Linked DNA regions of Mus musculus: regions 1, 2 and 3 are each linked to region 4. The links are chromatin loops, found by intact Hi-C in ENCODE. Cell type or tissue: left cerebral cortex. All regions are shown on one strand. Links, peaks and the distances in the headings refer to the core of each region. The heading gives the core; the rest is flanking DNA.

The links. A loop is a pair of places that touch in the nucleus more often than their neighbours do. Peaks named below come from ENCODE experiments on the same cell type or tissue, not always from the same donor. Only the 100,000 strongest peaks of a DNase experiment are listed, where the experiment ranks them.
Region 1: a loop joins it to region 4, with 2.8 times the contacts of the local background. A loop is called at or near these places in 10 of 42 quality-filtered maps.
Region 2: it touches region 4 in a loop (2.1-fold over the local background); 11 of 42 quality-filtered maps call a loop at or near these places.
Region 3: it touches region 4 in a loop (7-fold over the local background); 12 of 42 quality-filtered maps call a loop at or near these places.

The regions. Positions count from the first base shown.
Region 1 is chr8:94,341,064-94,346,489 of GRCm38, forward strand. Slc12a3 (solute carrier family 12, member 3) reads left to right here. Exons shown (of 25, transcript NM_001205311.1): 12 at 152-275; 13 at 1,963-2,064; 14 at 2,951-3,106; 15 at 3,731-3,830; 16 at 4,712-4,823; 17 at 5,219-5,359. Among named protein-coding and RNA genes, the nearest start is that of Slc12a3, 15 kb to the left of the region's middle. In left cerebral cortex, for the core only: a CTCF peak has its summit at 2,372 (motif pointing right); a DNase peak (open chromatin) is centred at 2,389.
Region 2 is chr8:94,328,163-94,333,588 of GRCm38, forward strand. It overlaps Slc12a3 (solute carrier family 12, member 3), which reads left to right and starts at 1,046. Exons shown (of 25, transcript NM_001205311.1): 1 at 1,046-1,351; 2 at 2,215-2,361; 3 at 3,489-3,564; 4 at 5,065-5,160; 5 at 5,371-5,426. The coding sequence starts at 1,076. In left cerebral cortex, for the core only: a CTCF peak has its summit at 2,735 (motif pointing right); DNase peaks (open chromatin) are centred at 903 and 2,764.
Region 3 is chr8:94,768,762-94,774,187 of GRCm38, forward strand. Cx3cl1 (chemokine (C-X3-C motif) ligand 1) reads left to right here and starts at 3,419. Exons shown (of 3, transcript NM_009142.3): 1 at 3,419-3,573. The coding sequence starts at 3,504. In left cerebral cortex, for the core only: no CTCF peak of the experiment used is centred there; DNase peaks (open chromatin) are centred at 2,529, 3,382 and 4,433; H3K4me3 peaks cover 2,419 bases; H3K27ac peaks cover 2,439 bases.
Region 4 is chr8:94,700,567-94,705,992 of GRCm38, forward strand. It overlaps n-TLcag5 (a tRNA gene), which reads left to right and starts at 3,065; the gene lies at 3,065-3,147. It overlaps n-TLcag4 (a tRNA gene), which reads right to left and starts at 3,520; the gene lies at 3,438-3,520. In left cerebral cortex, for the core only: CTCF peaks have their summits at 2,471 and 3,638 (motif pointing right); DNase peaks (open chromatin) are centred at 2,459, 2,990, 3,584 and 4,041; H3K4me3 peaks cover 2,123 bases; H3K27ac peaks cover 2,128 bases.

The sequences.
Region 1 (5,426 bases), core at 583-4,582, 360 kb before region 4:
GGCGAGGCGAGGGCTGGGTTATTTATCATTCTCAGAAGTGGAAACCTGCTGAGGTGTGGGCACACAGGGTCAAGGGCACGGTTGGCCCTGAGAAGGGCAAAGGGGAGGTCCCAGCTAGAGTTCGAGTGTGGTTTTCATTCACTGTCCACAGTGCCTGTGTGAAGACCAGCTGTACCCTCTGATTGGCTTTTTTGGCAAAGGCTATGGCAAGAACAGGGAGCCTGTGCGTGGCTACCTGCTGGCCTATGCCATTGCTGTGGCCTTCATCATCATTGGTAAGGGGCTCCTCCTCCTGCCCCCTGTGAAGGTCCTCGGACCCGCTCCCTTTACCCCCATGTCACTGGGCACTCAGTGAACAGCACTTACTTGGTGCTGGGGATGGGACCAACCAGGGCCAGGCACAAACTAAACACTGCTTTACTATCGAGCCACACCCCAGTCCCAGAACATGAACCTTTGCCTGGGTGAAGCCCAGCCTGGAAGGCCCTTGGAAGGCCACACAATCCTTTCCCCCTCCAGACAGGGTGGCGAGTCACGCCAGGTAGTGAGGGAACTTCTGTGTCTTTCCTGCTTTCTGCATTCCAGTGTCCTGACAGCTGGGACACCACCCCTCCGCCCCAAGGACACCGGTGATGGGCCAAGCTGACACAAATGGCTAGCTCAGTCACTATCTGTATACATGCATAAACTAGACAAAGCCAGCCTCTCACCCATGTAGCGGTTAGGTAGACTGGTCTCTGCTGGCTTTGACCGTTGATAAGTCCTTTCTCTGAGCCACCGTTTGCTCCGCTGTAGAGTAAGGGGCAGTGCATAGTTCGTAAGCCTCAGATGGGCAGAAAGAGAGCGTGTGGGAGGGCACAACCCCATACAGATGCACATACCCAAATATCTCCTAGTTAATGCAGCCGAGGATGCAGAATTCGAAAAAGAGAAGCGACTACCCTATAACGTGACAGTCCCTGCCCCACTCCCTCCCTTCCCCTCTTCCTCACCCCTCCCACCAACACCTTCCTGTTAGAGTTAGATCCCTGCTGCTCAGGTTGGTCCCATTAGTCACCCACCCATAAGACTTGCCCTAATAGTTTGGTCGCTATTGCCCAAAGGAAGATTCTAGATACTAGATCCTCCATCATATGAAGAAGTGGCTCACCTAGGAGACTGAGAAGTGAGTCGTCTGGCCTTCTCAAGATCCACCCCTGTCTCCTACTGCTCAGGCGCAGGCCCGATTCTTAGAGCTGTAGGCTTCTGGGTGGTACCTTTGGGCTGATGATTCTGACTTAGCCCAACTGAGGACTATGGCCCTAAATACTCAAGGGGACCTAATAAGATTATGTGAAGAAATACCTGTCCCCAAAGAGCTGCTTGTCTTTCTCTGGGCTCCCCAGAGAGACTCTAAGCTCAACATGCACACGATTATGTGAGTGTACTGGGGCCAGGGAGACAAGGGAGAGAAAGCCCACTGTGGACAGGACTGGGAAATGTTCTCAGGGGTCCTGGGTCACATTGACAAATGCATTCCTTACATTTATTTGAGATCAAAAAGTGTCATGGCCACTGTCCTTAGTCACCCAGTAGCCTGAAAAGGCCCATCCCCCTGTCTTCTACCTTCTAAATATTTTTATACATTTGTTATGGGGGAGCAGGAACACATGAGGGTCAGAGGACAGCCTGCAGGAGTCCCCTTCTTCCAGCATGGAAGGCCAGCAGGCTTGGTGGGCAGCATCGATGCTTGCTGAGTGATCTTGCCGGCTCTCTCCGTCTTCGTAAAAACTGACGCTAAGGTTTTCTAAGACACTGACCCTTGGAATTTCATGGGGCAAAGGACTCGCTTCCCAGATGAGAAGGTTGAGTTGACTGAGCATCCAGGCTTAGCTGTGCTAGGGACCATCTTGTGAGTGTGTGCCAGGCAGCTCCTGTGGTGGAGCCCCAACGTGTTGCCCCTCTCTCTCTGGGTCTTCGAAGCTGAACTTAACACCATCGCCCCCATCATTTCCAACTTCTTCCTCTGCTCCTACGCCCTCATCAATTTCAGCTGCTTCCATGCCTCCATCACCAACTCACCTGGTGAGCAGACTCTCTCCCAACCACAAAAAAGTGGGGAGGAACGGGGAGGGGTAGGGGGGAGACGGGGAGGCATGGTGGAGGTGGACAGCCTACATTTAAAACCACACGAAGGGAATCTTTGTACCCTAACAAAGCCAGCCATTCTTTACAGAGCATAGTGCATCCTTTACGGGGGATGGAGGTTGTTCTATAGTTCCACCCTTCACCAATTTCTCGGGTGTCAGAAGTCTTGATTGCTCAGAAAGGGATGAATTTCCTAGTCACGGAAGGTGTAGCTGTTTGTGCACAGATGACCGCTAGGGGGCGCTGTTTATACTGCAGCAATTTAATTGCATAGATTTTTGGAGTGGTGGTTCTGCTTCTTCGGCTGCTGCAAACCTTCTAGCAGATGGCAATAGAGAGCAGAGAAATACTTGAATCCCAGATCTTCAAAGGGCCTGTTATCCTGCCACTTTCCAGACAGAACACACTGTGCCTGGCACTCTTAGAGATGCACCATGGTACAGTGGTCACTAGAAGTGGCCCTAAAATAGCACAGAGCTAGGAAGAATCAAGTCCTCTTTTCATCCCTTTAATCTCCTGGGTTCCATAAGACCCTTGGGATCTGGTACTGTTGCTGATGTTGGGACTGTGTTTGACCAGGTCTGGATGTTTCCTTCCTGGTATAGCTTGTCACCATGGTGAAATAAATGCCCAACAGGCAAGATTGTGGTACTCCCTAGAGCCTTCCTACCCCACCCCGGGAGTTAAGGCTGGTGGGGCCCTAGAGGTAGTGGGTACAGGCCAGGACAGCAGCACCCGATTGTGGAAGCATGGAGATTGCTGTAGCTCTGGGAAGGAGAATGCTCCTGAGCATGCGCATGTGCACTGGCCTGGCCCCGCCCAGGATGGAGACCCTCCTTCCGATACTACAGCAAGTGGGCGGCGCTGTTTGGGGCAGTGATCTCGGTGGTCATCATGTTCCTGCTTACCTGGTGGGCTGCTCTCATTGCCATCGGAGTCGTCCTCTTCCTCCTGCTCTATGTGATCTACAAGAAGCCAGGTGTGTGGCCACTGACCCCTGAGGCCCCCAACTCCCTGCCTGGGTAGCCATGTAGCCTGGCAGGCCCCTCATCCCAGCTGGAGCCTGGCCTTGGCTTCACCCTCAAGTGGGACTCAGGCTGGCCTCTACCACAGCCTTCCTGAGCTCGGTGCTCAAAGGAAAATGCCCACTGAGAGCCAGATTTCTTCTGTCAGATTCCTAGAGGGGCTACTTGCTAATGTGTACATACAGGGCAGGGTGACCAAGAGTGACTGTGCAAAGGTGGGCACTGAGAAAAACTGTCTACCTGCATGAGGCAGGGTCCTGGATGGACTGCAGTCTGAGGGAGGTAACCGTAAACCTCTACATCTGAACATGGCCTTCTAGATGGTCACAGAGGTCTGCTTGTCTAATGGGAGTTCAACCCCTAGCTCCATGTCCTTGAATTAGGTGGCCATATATGTGGCACTTGGAGTCAGACTTGCACTCATTAGGAACAGAGATGCCACCTGTCCATCAATCCACGGCCTTGCTCCCAAGGTGCTCTGTGCCTAAGAGAGCAGGACAGTCCCTCCTCCCCCCCACCGCCACAGGACTGGTTGCTTCCTGCAGTTCTGAGTCTTGTTCTCGCCTCTCTACCCACAGAGGTGAACTGGGGTTCCTCAGTACAGGCTGGCTCCTACAATCTGGCCCTGAGCTACTCCGTGGGCCTCAACGAGGTGGAAGACCACATCAAGAACTACCGGTGAGCAGGGCTTTGGGGCCAGCTGGGAGCCTGGAGCCAGCCATGGTCCTTTGCCCTGGCAGGTCCAGGATGGTAGACCAGGATGGTAGCATCAAGGTGGAAGAGCCAGTGTAGGACTGGGGTCAGGCACGGCCTGATAGAGACAAAGCAAGGGAGAGGTCTTCATGTCTCAGTTTCCACAGTGGACGCCATGCTGTCAGGATCACATGGTCTGATTCCTATGACACAATCCTGGGTTGGTTACAGTGACAAGCCTGCCCTTCAAAATTAGTCCCTAATGGTAAGGGAAGTCACTCACCTTCCATCTTCTTCTCACCTGGCTGTAGTAGATTCAGTGAGATCTATGACCCACCTACTGTGACCACAGACACTCATGACAAACCTCTGAGGGTACTAACCTCAGACACAGAAAAGGACCAGTGAGGTTTGGAGCTGTTAACAACCCCTGTTTGCCCAGCTGGTAAATGAACCAATGAGTCTGGCTCTGATTGACAGGAATGCTTAACCTGTGCTGACTCCCAACATAAAGGTTCGGGCATCTGGGCAAGGTACAGTGAGTTTTTAAACAATGGCCTCCTTATGACTGATCGGTACTCTGCTTTTGCCACGCTGGGGTTGCCAGGGCAAAGGAAGTAGGTAGGCTGGTGTGTCTGATGGCCCAGGCAAGAAGGACAGGGATACTTATAATATCATGGCCTCAAAAAAAATCCTGAAAGATCCCTTGAATCACAGCCTCCCCAATGTGTCACAATATGTGTCCCAGTGCACACAAGTTTCACCCAGGACCACCAGGATTCGGGAGTCAGAGAGCATCTTCCTTTAGCATGAAGGACCTAAAGCATCTTTCCTGATGCCTCACGCTGTGTTCTTCCTTTCCCTAGCCCCCAGTGCCTGGTGCTTACAGGGCCCCCCAACTTCCGCCCAGCCCTTGTGGACTTTGTGAGCACATTTACCCAGAACCTAAGCCTAATGATTTGTGGTCATGTGCTCATTGTGAGTACTCCTGGGAGGCTGGGTGGGGAGTGGGGGGAGGGCACCTATACCCTAGGGTGTGTGGGTGGGGGGCGGGGCCTGGATGCAGCATCTACCCAGGGATAGGAGGGGCAGGGGAAGTGGACCTAGCAGAATCTGGCCAGGTCTTTCTTTTAAGACATGGTCTCATGAAGCCCAGGCTGGCTCAATTCACTCTGTAGCTGAGGTTGACCCTACATCTACCATCCAAGCGCTGCCTCTAGCTTTCATTCTCTTTCACTTTCCCTCGTCCGCTCTAACCAAGAGTACTACTCGGTGCTTCCGAGTCTCAGGGGAGCCTCTAGGACGGGACAAGGGCTGAGCAGGCTGGATGGTGAGGGAGGACAGCCATGATACCACCTGTCCCTCACCCACAGGGACCTGGCAAGCAGAGAGTGCCCGAGCTCCGGCTCATCGCCAGTGGACACACCAAGTGGCTGAACAAGAGGAAGATCAAGGCCTTCTACTCTGACGTCATCGCTGAGGACTTGCGCAGTGGCGTCCAGATTCTCATGCAGGTGTCCTGACCAGGCTTCTTAGAGGACTCAGTCAGCGAGGCAGCATGCACGGTAGACTGTGCTGGTC
Region 2 (5,426 bases), core at 867-4,866, 370 kb before region 4:
ATTCAGGACATGTGTCTGGGAGGGCAGAGGGAGCGGGCTTTAGGGTAGCCCTAAGCCTCAGATGATTCAGGGAAACACTGGGTGGTTCCAGAGACAGGGCAGGATGCCAGGCTTTTGTGCCCCACAGCCATGGATTACTGAACGCCCAGCCTCTTAGGGAAAGATAGTTATGGGTGGGGCCATTAATGTAAGGGCTGACTCTGGGACCCCTCACAGCTACAAGTCCATTGCTTTCTTAGGACACATCCAACATCCACTAGTTCATCATCAAGACCCAGAGTGTCTTTCATACCCCAGGGCAATGCCCCTGCAATGGCTTAGGAGCCTTTGCTGACCAGATCTCCTACTTCATGGGAACAATGCATGGCTCCAGGGAGGGAAAGACCAGTTGCTCTGGGCTCCAAACTACAGCCCCGTAGGCCAGCCTGTGAATGTGTAGGTCAGGCTGCACTGTGCCTGTTTACCCTAGAGGCCAGTGGCCAGCACCAAGCTCTCAAGGTTTGTCAGTCAAGAGGTGGCTGCAGGTCTGGCTTGAGGCCACTAATCACAATGGCTTATGTATATTGAAATGTATCAGGAAAGACGCTGAGACTGTGAGGGATGGAGATCGGAAGGCAGACTTCCTTTTTTTTTATATGCATGTCCTAAGATGACATCCATTCAAACTAGTAAATAAAATGAAAGAAATACATTGTGCCCAACACGAGGACTGTTAACCTGCAGTGTAGGTAGGCACCTTGCAGCAGGCCTTCTCTGGGTCCTCTCTCATGTCTGCTGCTTCCTGGGTCCTAGCTGCAGAACCTCTGCTACCCTAGGCTTAGAAGGGCTACTGCAGGACTCAGGGATGTGGCCCTGGCTCTAGCCCAGCCCTCCTGCTCCAAATTGGCCCCTGTGTCAATGATCAGATAAATGGGGGCAGGACAGCAGTTGCTATGGCTCCGCCCCCCACCCTGGCAGAGACCCTGCTCACTTGCCATGGGCGGTCTGGACCAAGCTCCCGCCTCCTCCCAGCCTATAAAGCCACCCTCAGTGCCCTTGCCCACTCTTGTCCCCTCCTTTGATACCCAGAGCCATAATGGCAGAGCTCCCCGTGACAGAGCTGCCTGGCGATGCTCTGTGCAGTGGGCGCTTCACCATCAGCACACTGATGGGAGGCGATGAGCCCCCACCAGCTGCCTGTGACAGCAGCCAGCCCAGCCACTTAACACACGGCAGCACCTTATACATGCGCACCTTCGGTTACAACACCATAGACGTGGTGCCGGCCTACGAACACTATGCTAACAGCGCTCTGCCCGGTGAGCCCCGGAAGGTGCGGCCCACCCTGGCTGACCTGCATTCATTCCTCAAGGTAAGCAGAAGTTCAAAGACTGGCCGCTTCCTGGCTGGGTAACGTTGGCATGATTGCCCAACATGTTCTGTCATTCGTGTTGTGAAAATGACTGGGCATCTTCCTCTAGGGTCAAGACACCCAAATGAATAGTGGACAGAGGTGCCATGAAGCTTGGGGGCACAAGTAATACATATTGTCCAGGCACCGGCAGCACAATGATAGCATAGCCTGCTGCTTATACAAATGCAGGTTGCACACCGCTGGGAGAGACTGTGAGAGGGAGGGAGGGAGCATGGTGAGCCCTCTCAAATATTAGCTCATCGGCTTCGCTGTCTGGGAGGCTGGAGGGTCCAATCCCTGTCACCTCACGGTTTCACCAACAGTTGGATGTTCTAACCTCTAACACTCTTCCGTGTTTCAAAGCTTCCCTCTGAAGGGACCAAACAAGACCCCTTGTTTGAATAGGGATGCTGAGATAGGTACTGGGATGAAGGTCCCAGAGTAGGCTGCGGTTGGTAGGAATACGAAATAGAAGATGACCATGCTGGAGTCCAGGCCTGGGTTCAAGACTCTCTGTGTCAGAGACCTGGTGTGTGGCGTGTGACATACTGCTTCACCTCCCATCCCGTGTCACTTCTCAGACTGCAGGCTTGTCAGACTCCAGCCCTCTGCCCTAGAGGGGAGGAGCCTCCCGGAGCAGAAGCATTCTGAATGCTCAGCTTGCTTGCTCTCTCTGGTGTTTCTCCAAGCTTCGAGTAGCATTGTACCCAGGAAGCTGTCCAAGGGCTGCCTGTGTGGCAAAGTGGGGCAGGCAAGACTGAATACAGACACCCAGCCCCTAACCCCCATTGCCTGACTCCTATTGGTCTCTGGGCCCCCAGCAGGAAGGTAGCCACCTGCATGCCCTGGCCTTTGATGGACGGCAAGGTCGTGAGCTGACTGATGGACTTGTGGAAGATGAGACAGGCACCAACAGTGAGAAGAGCCCTGGAGAACCTGTTCGCTTCGGCTGGGTCAAGGGGGTGATGGTGAGTGGCTGTGGCCCGGAGCTTGATGTCTAGACAGGGTGGGGGTAGAGCCCCATTCAGCCTCAGCTTTGACTCTCAGGCCCTAGTGAGCAGTTTAGACCTGGAGCTCAGTTTGGGCCTCAGTTTCCCCATCAGCAGTGGCCTCCAATTAATTGTATTTGGCTTCCCACAGTTCTTGGGCGCTCTTGGCCAAGACCCAATCCTAAGAAGATCTCTGCTTAGCTACTCACTAGTGTTGTAGCCTTAGGAAAGTTACTTAGCTACTCCTGCCTCAGTTTCCTCACCCGTAAAACTGAGCATTAAAATAGTTGTTAGGTGTGAGAGTTCTTGGATCAATGCCTGCTAGGGGGTTATTAGAAGAAATTCCCCACATGGCCACTAGAGGGCAGCACTAACATACACATCGACAATCCCTCCTCTCCCATCGCATACCATGGTACAGCCTAGTGTTAGCTGTAGTATGAAGCATAAGTAACCCTTCAGGAAGTAAAGACTCAATGCCCTTGACTTTGAAAGACAATATAGGGTTCTACAAAGATGTGGGGATGGGGTACAGGAGAAAGCAGAACCAGAGCCTTCACCCCCTCCCCGGGGGCTCCACATTCAGAGTTGGGACACCCCCCTGATCTGTGTTAGCCAGAACCAGGCACACCCTGATTTTCATCTCAGCAGATGTGAGCCCCAGAAATCTCATGAGTGTGAAGGTCACACGTCCCTACCTGGCCCTAGTAGTTGGCAGGGCCAAAGGCCTTGTCGGACCCTCCCATTTGGAATTTCAGCCCCAGTGATGACCTCTGGCTTTGCCTTTAATATGGAAGCAACCTGAGCTTTGATTTCTGCTCTACGTGGGGTGCTGGCTTCCCCTGGCTTTTGCTGATGCCTTCAGAATACTATGCCCGGGGTCAATAAGCTGCCCAAGGCAGTGGCTGGCCAGGCCTCCACGGCAGAGTGGGAGGAGGTGGGATAAAAATTGTCCTCCCCTTTCACCCCCAAGCCAGGCAGTCTGATCCCATGGGAGGGAGAGCACAAGAAACATCAGGTGTCCCCTAGACCTGGGAACAAGCACACGAGGCTTTGGCTTTGGGCACCTGGCCCTCAGGAAGCCTCTAACCCCACTCTCCTGCCAGATCCGTTGCATGCTCAACATCTGGGGAGTGATCCTCTACCTGCGACTCCCCTGGATTACGGCGCAGGCGGGCATCGGTGAGTGCCACCTCAAGGAGAAGGGAATGCACGAGTGCTTGCATTCTGGTCCCAACCCCTTGGGCTGTAGAGACTCCAGGCTAGGTCCGCTCCTTCCCAGCACACCCTCAGATGGCAGCAGCCACGGGTGGGGTGGAGTGGAAGAGACCATTGGATGCAGAGTCAGCAGTGTCAGGGTACCTCGGCAAGCCGACTTCTAGCGCAGAGTATTTGTGCTCAGAACTGGGACTCTAGAAGACCAGAGTTCAGATGCTGGGTAGCCTTGAGTGCCAACCATCTCTGAGCCTTGGTTTCCTCGTGGGTAAAACGAGTCTGATGACAGTTCCTGCCTCCAGAGCTGCTGTGCAGCTTCCAAGGTGCTGGAAGGCAGCCTAGGCTTTAGTACCTGAAGGCTCTCAGTACATGGTAACTACTGCTTTCTTTATATTGCCAAAGGGGGCGACTTTCTTTCTGTGCCTGCAAACTATTCACACATTGGCACATGAACTTGCTATTAATCAACTCACCAAGGAAAGTAGACAAACCAACCTTATCTTAGTCTGGGGAGGTAGATGTGTGTGTGTGTGTGTGTGTGTGTGTCACATGCTGTCTTGTGCATCTTTATATTTGATTGTGCAGAGTCCAGAGAAAACCTCAGACATCTACCTCAGGAGCCATCCTCCTCCTCTGAGATGGATCTTTCATTGGCCCAGATCTCACTAACTAGACTAGACTGGCTGGCCAGCAAGCCCCAGGGATCTTCCAATCTCTGCCTCCTCAGTACTGGGCTTGCAGGTGCATGCCACCCTGCCTAGACTTTGGTGTGGGCTGTAGAGACCAAACTCAGATCATCCTGCTTGTGAGCCAAGCACCTTGCTAACTCCCAGGTGCTCTGGCTTTTTTGTGACAGACTCCTGTATATCCCAGGTCTCAAACTCACTATGTAACAACCAAGGATGACCTTAGAGTTCTAGCTACCAGGATTTCTAGCTCCTAGAATTAAATGTGTGTGCCACCATGCCTGGGTTATGTGGTACTAGGGCTCAAACCCAGGCCTTGTGCTATTTAATAGACTTTTATTGTCCTAACTGAGCTATATCTCTAGTCTTTATTTTTAGTGAGTTTTATATTTGGGGGCTTTTTGTGGGGGTTGCTGTTATTTGAAGTGAGTTCTGTCTCTCTATGTAAACTTGATTGTTTTAGAACTTGCTATGTAGATCAGGCTGGTCTTGAACTCACAGAGATCCACCCGCCTCTGCCTTGTGAATGCTGGGATTAAATACATGTGACATCACGCCCAGGGCTTCTCTCTCTATTGCCCAGGCTGGCCTTGAACTCTCTACCTCCAAAATTCTGGGGTGGCAGGTCTGCACCTCGGCCTCTGACTGAGACCCACAGTTCTTCAGGTGGCAAACTAAGGCTCAGAGAAAGGGACTCGGGTCACATGGGGATTGAGGGGGCTGACCTGAGAAGTGTGTTGATTGAGTTTTGGGGTGCTCCCATTCATTCACCCCCACACAGTGCTGACTTGGCTCATCATCCTGCTGTCGGTCATGGTGACATCCATCACCGGCCTCTCCATCTCCGCCATCTCTACCAATGGCAAGGTCAAGTCGGGTGAGTTCTGGGACCATCTTTATCTGGACACCATGCATTCTGAGCTACTGCCCCACCCCTGGCGTACCCTGTCATGCCCACCTTGCTTCTGATGGGGACTTGTAGGGGCTCTTTACCTCTCAAGCTGGTCTCCATTGTCCACCTTGTGGCCCTTGGTCCTGCCCCTCTTGCACTACAGTTTCTTCTCTGGCCCTCTGCTCTGCCCGCTAGGTGGCACCTATTTCCTTATTTCCCGGAGTCTGGGACCAGAGCTGGGAGGCTCCATT
Region 3 (5,426 bases), core at 1,011-5,010, 69 kb after region 4:
GCAAGTAGTCTACCAAATAAATCACACACCCCCAGTCCCATCCTTTCCTTCCTTTCTTATTATTTATTTTCATAGTCTGGGATGGAATCCAGGCCCTCAGTATGCCAGCCAAGCACTGGAACACTGAGCTACACTGCCAGCTTACTGTTCTCTAATTTCTTGCCTCAGCCCCACAGCTTGAGAGTCCTGGGGAGGCCTTGGACCTTCCTCCTGCTACTGAGCTGAGGCTCACTGGGGCCAAGAATTATGGCTTATTTGCTACTCTCTGAGTCTCTTTGTCTTACCACAGCCCCAGGCACACACAAGGGATTTGCAAACATTAGCACACTCTTGTGTTCTGGGCACCAAAAAAGCCCTCAGTTTCATTCACTTCCCTGGGGACTTGCAGTGGTAGCCATTAGCATCTGTCTTAGTTTGGGTTCCATTGCTGTGAAGAGACACCATGACCAAGGCAACTCTTATAAAGGTAGACATCTAACTGGGGCTAGCTTACAGTTTTAGAGGTTTAGTCCGTTATCATCATGGTGGAAAGCATGGCAGCATGCAGGCAGACATGATGCTGGAGGGGCCAAGAGTTCTACATCTTGATCAGAAGGCAGCAGAAGGAGACTGTTCTGCAGGCAACAAGGAGGAGACACTGATTCCACACTGGGCAGAGCTGGAGTGTAGGAGACCTCAAAGCCCACCTCCATAGTGACACACTTCCTTCAACAAGATCACACCTGCTAATAGTGCCACTCCCCATGGGCCAAAAACTCAAATACAAGAGTAGATGGGGGTCAAAATTCAAACCACTGCTGGGCTTGGTGGCGCACACCTTTAATACCAGCACTTGGGAAGCAGAGGCAGGCCGATTTCTGAGTTCAAGGCCAGCTTGATCTGCAGAGTGAGTTCCAGGACAGCCAGGGCTACACAGAGAAACCCTATCTCAAAAAACCAAAAAACCAAACCAAAACAGAAAATTTCAAACCACCTCAGCATACTACAGACAGAAACACTGCAGTACATAGAGCATTAGTAACCTGCCCAAGTGGGACCTTTAGGAAGGGCAGAGTTGAGCTTGAATTGGGTCAATGGGCCTGAAAGCCTGGCTACTGTGTCCAAACTGCATCTCAACAGTCACTCCTTGAAACCTGGATGAGATGGGTGGGACCAACCATCTGTAGATGAGAAGCTGGTTCTGGAGGGAGCACAGACTGCCCCCTGGAGCTGAAGCTAGGTCTGGAGGGAGCACGGAATGCTCCTGGAGCTGAAGCTGGGTCTAGAGGGAGCACGGACTGCCCCTGGAGCTGAGCAAGTTCGGGTAAAGCTGTTTTTACCTTCTCAGTTCAGACACTTGCTTATCAAATGGTTCCTTGCCAGTGGGTGGTGACTCAGACCCAAGAGACAGCTAGTTGGTCATCCCATCCTTCTTGACTTCCTCCCTGGTTATCTTCAGCTACTCCATCCATAAAGCAGCCCACCACAGTGATGGATGTTAGCCTTATAGCCTGGGTGTGTTATCATGACTATGTGTGTTAAACATGGAACTCCATTAAGTTTTGTTTAGTTGGGGATAGACACCAGGCTTTTGGCATGCCAGGTGAGTGCTGTACAGCTGAGCTATGTCCCCAGCACCATGGGAAACGTTATTAGAGAGTGCCTGGATCAGAGTTAATTTAGTGCCTCCTTCCTAATTTTACAGAATCCAAACATTTCACAATAACTCTGGAGCCAGGCTTGCATCCTGCAAACCATCTCCCTGCCCTCCAAATTCTACTCTGGAGCTCACCCTCCAGTCAGGGATTCCAAGTCTCCATTCCCAGATCCTTTCCCTTTAAATATGTAAGTGTTGATTTCCCATAATCCTCCTTGGATTCCCCTACCTACCCCTGTCTTCTCTCTCTTCTCTCTCCCTTTTCCTCTGGTCCCCCCCCCGCCCCTCCTTCTTATCCTATCTGCTGCACAGGCACAAAGAAACCTAGACTTCTGGGTTTTATTTCCCTGTTTGGTTTGGAGTTTTTGTTTTTGTTTTTGTTCTAGCCAGGCTGGAAGTCACTATGTAGCCCAGGCTAGACTTGAACTTTAGACGATCCTTCCTCCACCTCTTCAGTGCTGCAATTACAAACATGAGGTACCCTACCTGGCCCAGCCCTCCATTTTTATCACTTCTTATTAAGTCTCTCCAGCTGTAAAATGAGGCTTCCTGGCTTCTTATCTGGCCAGCTGAGGGCAGGTTCTCTGGGCCTCAGTGGATATTGATCCCTGCCAGGACAGCCACCCTCAACACTATCAGTACCCACACCAGGTGCTAGCCCTGCTACAATGTATAGCAGGAGAGAGCACGAGGTCTTCGGGGGCGGCAGCTGCAGCCTCTGCAGTCTGGACCAGGCTGGCTATGGTCCAACTGGCACCTTAGCCTAGGACAGTTTTCTACACAAACTGGTTTTTCCTTCTGGCTGGCAGCCCAAAAAGAGTAGCGCAATTCACTCCCAGCCCGAGGCTGGGGAGGCTCTGACTTTTCTAGACTCCCAGGATTGTACTCCCTGTCTTCCGGGAAGTCAGGTTGTGTGCAGTACCCAAGCTTTGCTGCTAGGTCTTGCCTGGTCTCATGGAGAAAGCTTCTGGAAGATCCGAGCCAGAAGCTGGGTTAGCCAGACTCTACAGTGGCAGAGCTACCCTGGAAGGAGGCAGGACCTCTCTAAGGCTCTGCATTAGGGTCCAAGAGGAGCCAAGAGACCCTTAGCTCCGAAGACAAGTTCGTGGCTGTGCTGTTTCGGGAGCTAGCAGAAGGCACAGCCAGCCCTGGATAGAGCAAAGGCTAGAGGGGCTACACAACAGCTAAGGAGGCCAGGAGGCCCATGTTCCCTCCATGTCCATGTCCTCAGCAGCCCTGGCTCTGCAGTCTTCTCCTCCGTGGTCTTGATAAGTTTATCGAGTGAAGCTCTGTGTGATTTGGAATGGTCTCTCCCTTCTCTGGGTCTCAGTTTCCCCACCTGTCCATAGAAGGCAGGACTGGATCTATGTTTCAGGAAACTGCTTGCCAGGTTCGGTGTTGAGTCCAGCAGATGCATAGGCTGAAATGTATCTGGGGATTTTAAGGGGTGATTGCTGGGGGTTCTGCATCGCATGGGCGAAAGACCCCATCTGCCCCCAGATCAAGAAAGAGCTTGGCAGATCCGGCCTGGCGGGGACCAGCGCTCTGCATGTCCCTGGCTCAGTGTCCGGCTTAGACAAGACCTAGGTTCTCCAGGGAAGGTAACCCTGCTAACCCACCAGGTTCCCATCGCGCCGCTCCCGCAGCGGAGCCCAGCGCAGGATTGCAACTGGTTCCCTGGCAACCTGGGAGGAATCCAGCCGCAGCTACAGGCTCTTCCTCTCCCCTCCCACCGCCTCCTACTGCGGGCGCCGGGGGCGGAGGCTGCCAGCCCATTATAAAAAGCAACCGAGACCAGCCGCGAGTGACTACTAGGAGCTGCGACACGGCCCAGCCTCCTGGCCCGCCGAATTCCTGCACTCCAGCCATGGCTCCCTCGCCGCTCGCGTGGCTGCTGCGCCTGGCCGCGTTCTTCCATTTGTGTACTCTGCTGCCGGGTGAGTGGGTCCCGGACCCTACCTCGGGGAGAAAGGAAGGGTATGCAGACTGCATCTCCCTGGGGAAAATAGGCCCCCGCGAGTCCCAGCCATCCCAGTGGCTTCTGGGGTGGGAGTCGGGGAGACACCTCGGAGGTGTCTGTGGGAGACAGAAGCTGTGTGGGGAGGAGAGCGAGGGCTGAGGGAAACCTGAGCAGGCTCCTGGCTGACGGACAAGAGGTGGTTCTTCCTACTGAGGTTAACTATAACCTGTATAAGCTCTGGCCCGGGGCCAGGGACTAGGTAGGACTTTCCCCTGCCCTGTCGCTCCAGGCCCCCAGAAATAGTTAAGGTCAAGGTCACTGCAGCTCATGGGGATGGAGCTTGTCTCTAGTACTGGCGTGCAGCTTGTCGTCTCTCTGCCTGTGTCTCCCCCATCATCCTTGCCACTTTCTCCAAACCCAGCTTAGAAAATATTTTGTCTCTACGGACTTGCTTCCTGGAGTCCACTACCTGGTAGTACAAGGTGTAGACATTCCTAGGGACATAGGAAAGATGGAGAGCTAGAGCTAGAGATCTGTTTGAGGATGCTCAGCCAGTATGCAGGGCAGGAGAGAGTGATGCCCAGGGACTTAAGGAAGGAGAGACCAACAGCCTTGCCCACCTTCTCTTTTGACCATTCCACCTCCTTTAACCTCTAGAGCTCCATCCTCAGGGAGGGCCGAGGCTATTTAGCCAGGCTAAATTAGCAGGTTGTCGCTCAGAGAAGGTGGCACTCTGCCTTAGGGCGCACTGTGAAACTGGAAAAAAATGAGAGCCAACCCCCAGCATCAAGGATATCTCCATGGAACTAAATCACCAGTGCCACAGGGAGCTGGGTGGGTGAGTGGGTGGGAGTGGGGGTGGTGGGATAAAATTGTGCCTGCCTTTCTGCTGTCTGAGCTCTGGCCCTCAAGCCTGAGATATTTGTAGACAGTGCGCACGGGGAAGTAGGAATCAGATGGAGGTTGCTTTGCCATCACCTCCCTGTGTGTCAATGGAGCAGGGTCTTGACTTCTCTGGTCCCAACTGCTGTAGCATTCACGCCTTACCGGTGAGAAAACTCCAGTGTCTAGGGAGGCATTTTGGAAAGTGCATGTGGTCATGGTGGTAGCTATCACTTTCCTAAGCTTATAGGGAAATCCTAGGCAAGGTTGAAAAGAAAACCCAGAATGTCTGATGCCTGAGGACCCTAATCGTGGTTGCTGGCTTTGCCAGGACACAGTGAGGATGGATGACTCAACCCCAGTGAACCTCAGTTTCTTCTCCCCTTGAATGAGGTATTCAGCTGGGTTCACCCTAGAGCTCCCTCAGCAAGGGGGGGGGGGTGTCTCAGGCTTTAGGGATGCTGCAGGCTGGTGCAGGGCATCTGCGTCAGTCCCCAAATGTGGGTCTGCAGGGCTGTGTCAGGCGAGCGAGCGAGCGCTCAGCGCTTTATGTAACAAACCTGCAAATGCAAGTTGGAGCAGGGAAGGCTGCTCTCCAGCACTGACGCATTCACTCCCACTCAAGTCTCAGCAAGAAAGAGAAAAAGAAAGAAAAAAAATATATCTGCTTTCAGCTGTTCCAGCCTGCTTCCCCCATCCTCAGTGGGGGTGGAGGGGGGCAGAGGCGGACAGCTCCAGTGTCAGTCAGATCGAGGGCCCTATGGATTTAATTAGAAGCTCCCCCCCCACACACACACACACACTTCTCTGTTGGTCGAGGTTTTATATGCCATTAAGCACCTCTGCATGCATCTCATCCATTCATTTGGTTGGCAAACTGGACACCTGCTGTGCGACAAGCGCATTTCTGGTTGCTAAGACCACAGCAGGGAATAAAGGGCCCACGGG
Region 4 (5,426 bases), core at 627-4,626:
TTATCTCTCCAGCCCCAGAAATGAGCTTTGGTTCATCGAGAGAGCCCGTCTCAAAACAACAAGGCAGAGATTAATAGAAGAGGAAGTAGGTGTTCTGCTCAGGCCTCCCCGCATGTCCCTATGGGCAGGGTCACCTGTACCCTCAACTGTCTGCCCCATACACCACCCACACTCAACAAAACCAAGAAGACAAACTAAGAGTGTTGAGAGATGGGTAATAACACTATTTTCATTAAGTTAGATTTTAGTTCTAAGAAACGTACATGACTCTTCCTATAGACTTCCAAGTTTCCTGCTAGCACATATACTGACAGTCTCACACTTGTGCTAGTGGTGTGGGGTTGACTCTTTCCAATTTAACTATTAATTATTAATTCATTCGTTCATGGTTTGTTGCCAGTCACAGCCCCCTCTGCAGACCCAGGTGTGCCCTTTAATAAATGGCTGTTAAGACTTGAATGAATTTTCTCAGATCTTTTTCTTTCTTTTTTTTTTTTTGTTGTTTGTTTTTTAATTTTCACTGGTGTAGCTGTGTAGAAATAAAGACACTTGTATGCATTTATTTTTTTTAAAACCTTTCATCTACTTTAACAAAAATGAGGTTAGTGTACATACTGAATTTTTTAAAATTATGAGCCACTTGGATGTAGTGCCTAAGGCAGCAAGACAGGCTTGCCCAGGTTCTTGGTATTAAAACAGCACCTCACACTCGCACATCAAATTGTTTCCCACTGAGCCACCTTCCCCCCCCCCCCCCCTCCATGGTGAAATTTGGAAACTTGGAGAGGAGCTTCACTCTCTTTGACTTGCTGCATGACAACCAACTCCTTGGGTAACTAACTAGTCCTTCGTCACCCTACCACAGGCTAACACTGACTTCCAGCCAGCCTCATGCTGGGGTGTTCTTTTCTTTTCTCTTCTCTTCTTTTCTTTTCTCTTCTTTTCTTTTTTCTTTTCCTCTTTTCTTCTCTTCTCTTTTTCCTTCCTTCCTTCCTTCCTTCCTTCCTTCCTTCCTTCCTTCCTTCCTTTCGTTCGTTTTTAAAGATAATGTCTCATGTAGCCCAGGCTAATCTTAAACTCACTCTGTAGTGGTGGAAAATCTTGAACTCCTAATTCTCCGTTCTTTACCTCTTAATGGCTGCGATTATGGGTTTTAAATTGAGAAACAGTTTACTTTGAGAAGTTACTTTTTGCTTGTTTTGGTGTTTCTGTGTGTCCCGTGTCGTCGTCCCCCCCCCCCCCGTCGTCCCCCCCCCCCCCCCCCGTTTCTCTGTGTGGTCTTGGCTGTCCAAGATCTAGCTCAGTAGACCAGGCTGGCCTTGAACTCTTGAACTCTGCCTCTGCTTCCCAAGTGCTGGGATTTTTGTTGGGAGACAAAGTTTTTTCATGTAGCCAGGACTTAAATATGCATTTACAAACAAAATAAAAGAAAGGAAGAAAGAAAGAAAGAAAGGTAGAAACAAAGGAAGGAAGAAAACGAAGGAAGGAAGGAAGGAAGGAAGGAAGGAAGGAAGGAAGGAAGGAAAGAGAGGAGGGGAGAGGGGAGGGGAGGAGAGGAGAGGAAGAGGAAGAGGAAGAGGAAGAGGAAGAGGAAGAGGAGAGGAGAAGAGAAGAGAAGAGAAGAGAAGAGAAGAGAAGAGAAGAGAAGAGAAGAGAAGAGAAGAGGAGACAATAATGTATCTGTAGGAGAAGGCTGTAGCTAGCTAGCTAGGTTGGTAGAGTACTTGCTTAGCATGAGTTCGGTCCTGGCTGGGTAACCCTAAGTGAATGGAGTTCAAAGACATCATCGACTACTTAACGATTCTGAGGCCATCCTGGGCTATGTGAGACCCTGTTCCAAAAAGAAAAACAAATTAAAAAAAAAAAGTCACACACACACACAACTCCAACACAACAATAGATTCAAAAAACAACAAAGCTCTACAAACACCAACAACAGAATATGTCTCACCACAAATTCAACTGGGAGGCAAAAGAATATGAAGTAGAAACTCTTGTTTACTGATGGTGGAAAATAGCAGGAAGTGGGGGGGTGGGTGGGGGCGGGGCTTGAAAAAATTAGGATTAAACTAGGCTCTGTGACTTACATGTCTGTATATAGTTGTAGCATTCAGAAGGCTGAGACAGGAGGATAGCAAGTTCCAGGATAATCTGAACGACATAGCAAGATTCTGGTCAAAAGCCATCAACCAACCAGCCACACAAACAAGCTTGGTACTTTGACAGCAGCAATAAAACACCTCTCTACTGGGCGACTGGCCAGCTTGGTCGTGAATGTCTCTGGTGACCGGGCTATCTACTCAGATGCCCCATTACGTTAACCCTCCAACGCCCTTACAAACCAACATCCTCCAGCCAGGGCTCAAGGACTGATGGCACCTTCAGGGCTTTGAAGGCAGACGACAGTTCTCTCCCTAAGATCTCCATTTTCTCTGAAGCCGATGGCTGTGCTCACAGCATCCCCTGCCGGCAGGCCATCTCCAGCCAGTCTGTCTTACTAAGACGCCTCGGGCATCCTGTGGCGCGGAGCCGGGGGTCGTCTAGAATTCAGTTAACTGTAGCTCGTCCTTGTATTTACATCTATAGTTCTTCTCTATAGAATGTGAGAGAAACAGGTTTTTGGCGACATTTCCAGTGAAAACAGCTACAGGTCCGTTTGAAAGAGGGGGAGTCTTGTTAACACTGTATGTGTTTCTTGTTGTTTATTTAGGGTTTTTAATTTATTTTTAAAAAATATTTTATTTTATTTGAGATCGAGCCTAACTCCATAGCAAAGGCTGGTCTGGAACTCGAGGCGATTTTTCTGCTTTAGATTACTGCGTGCTAGAATTACAGATGAAGCTCGCCACGCCCTGCTACTAACCGGTGATTTTTAAACCCTGGGTAGACTGGACTGTAGACATTGCATTGCACAAAGCAGGAGAAACGCTGGCTGTAGATGCCAAGCAAGCATGTGTCTGTGCGACCGGGGTGATGGTGGGGTAGGGTAGTGGTGGTGGCGTGGCAGCGGTGGTGTTACAGAGTGCCAATAACTAAAATGAACATGAAAAGGACCAACTCTCATGTCAGGATGGCCGAGCGGTCTAAGGCGCTGCGTTCAGGTCGCAGTCTCCCCTGGAGGCGTGGGTTCGAATCCCACTTCTGACAGAATTCCTGTTTTTTTTTTTCCCCCTCCAGTAATTCTCTCTAAAAATTAAAAGCAAATTTGAAAACTAGACCTGCGCTTGAGACACCAGAGTGGGAATAATCATTCTCTCCCTCCCCCGCTCCTGGAATTCTTTTTACAGTTTCAAATCAAAGAAATAGGTAGTAAGAAGATAGTTTTAAAAAGTATACAATAGCATTTAAAACGACGAAGAGGAGTATATTATGAAGAGTCGATAATTATTACCTAATTCACTTTATGTATAAATTGAATTATGAAGAAAAGAGCAACTTGTCAGAAGTGGGATTCGAACCCACGCCTCCAGGGGAGACTGCGACCTGAACGCAGCGCCTTAGACCGCTCGGCCATCCTGACAACTGGAAACAGAGCGCCTAGTCAGTCCTCTTTGTAAGCCTCTCAATGTGCGCATGCGTAATGAAGTAGCTTCTGGGATTTTTTGCACTGGGCGGAGCAAGCACCCTATGTAATACTACGAATGACCGGCAGGTGGCACTCGCCACTCGCTAGAAAACTCAGAAGGCGCCAGACCTGCAGTTTCTTTTAAATGAATGCAGAAACTGTGCCCTTCATCCTTGTTTCCTGCGGATCTGCCAGCATCCTTGCTTTTTTTTTTTTTTTTTTTTTTTGCATCCCCACCTTCGTGTCTTTATGGTACGTGGCAATCAGGTCCGTATATTCGCGGCAGCTAACGGTGCTTAGCCTTTGCTACCCTGACCCGGTTGACGTCATAAAATCCTGGTCCCCTTGCCTAAAGGTGATCAAAACCTCAGCGACCCATTTGCAGGGTTACTGGTTTGTTTCAGACTCTAGCTTAGATGAATCCCGCAGCGACACGGTCTGATCCGGGTTTTGGCCGTGTCTTCAGTGCCCACACAGTGCCTGACACACAATAGTATGCAGGTCAGATGCCCCCTATCCCCGCGCCGTCTCGCTTTCAGTTATTTCGTGACTCATCGCTCCTCTCCGCCCCTTGCCTTTTTCTGTTCCTTCTCGCCCCCTTCTCAAACCTCAGACTTGCTCACGGAAACAGAAAACCTCAGCCCAAAAGAAGCTGTTCCTCATGTTATTTCCAAAGGTATAAATAAGGATGGCATACCGTGCCCACAATAATAACGATGGTAAATAAAAACAAACAAAAAAATAACGACTAAGAGCCATACGTGCTTTTAATCTCATCACTCAGGAGGCAGAAGCAGGTTGATCTCTGTGTGAGTTCTAGTCTACATAGTGAATTCCAGGCTAAATCCTGTGTCAAACCAAAAATGATTAAGAATGGTTAGAAAATACATTGATGGGAGAGAAAAACAATAAAGAATGGCTAGAGGTTTTACAGACATTGGTACAAAAGGCTTGATAAGGTTTCAGTGAGTTCAAAAGGATATAGGCAAACAAAATCAGTGTTGATGGGGAGAGGAGGAACATTTGATGAGAGACCCAGTAAATGCGAAGGTTCTCAGGCAGAGAGAACTGTGCTCTTGGTAGGAAAGGTGGCATGTCAAAGTCAGCAAGACACTGAGATTAGAGTGAAGGAGGCTTAAGTTTGCATCGTTACACCAGGCTGGGTGTTAGAGAAAGGACTTTAGCTTTACCTTGTCTGTAGTGTATCACCAGAGTGTCTTAAGCGGGATTGGGGCAGGTCCTGGTGGCCCCTTAGAAGGAGCCCTTTAATTGTTCATGGAGAAATAGGTGGGAGTCAGAGAGTCTGGGGAGGTGAGCCAGGCTGGAAGATGGCAGGTCTAGCAAACCGAGAGAGCACAGGCTGTGTTCTAGTTGTAGAGCAGACAGGCCCTACCACCGGACTGTAGAAGATGTCAATAGAGAGAGGCAGGAAGTCACAGAGACCTTGGAGGGGCCAGAGTTCTCATTTCCATTAGGAGACAGGGGCTTCCAGGCAGATGTTGAAGTTGTTCCTTCAATCATAGTTGCTCAAGGTCCTCCTGGGTGTGGGGGGCCCAGCACATTTGGATCACCTCATCTTTAGTAACCCCAGCATTCCTGGGCACAGACCAGACAGAGAAAGGCATGTCTGGAACACAGATTAGCCTGCTGCAGCTGCCGGGACAGAGGGGCCTCGCTGGCCAGGGTCGGCCACTTCCTCTGCCACCCCTGGTACGTGTTTTAGGTGACTGCTTTCTGGCCCAGAGGAGGCTTCTCAGTGCCTCATTCCAACCTGGACTGCCCAAGCCAAAATTACCTTCTTTCCTTAAATCAGAAGCCTGAAGAGCCACACCAGCCACAGGGAGAGCTTCGCCTCTGCCTC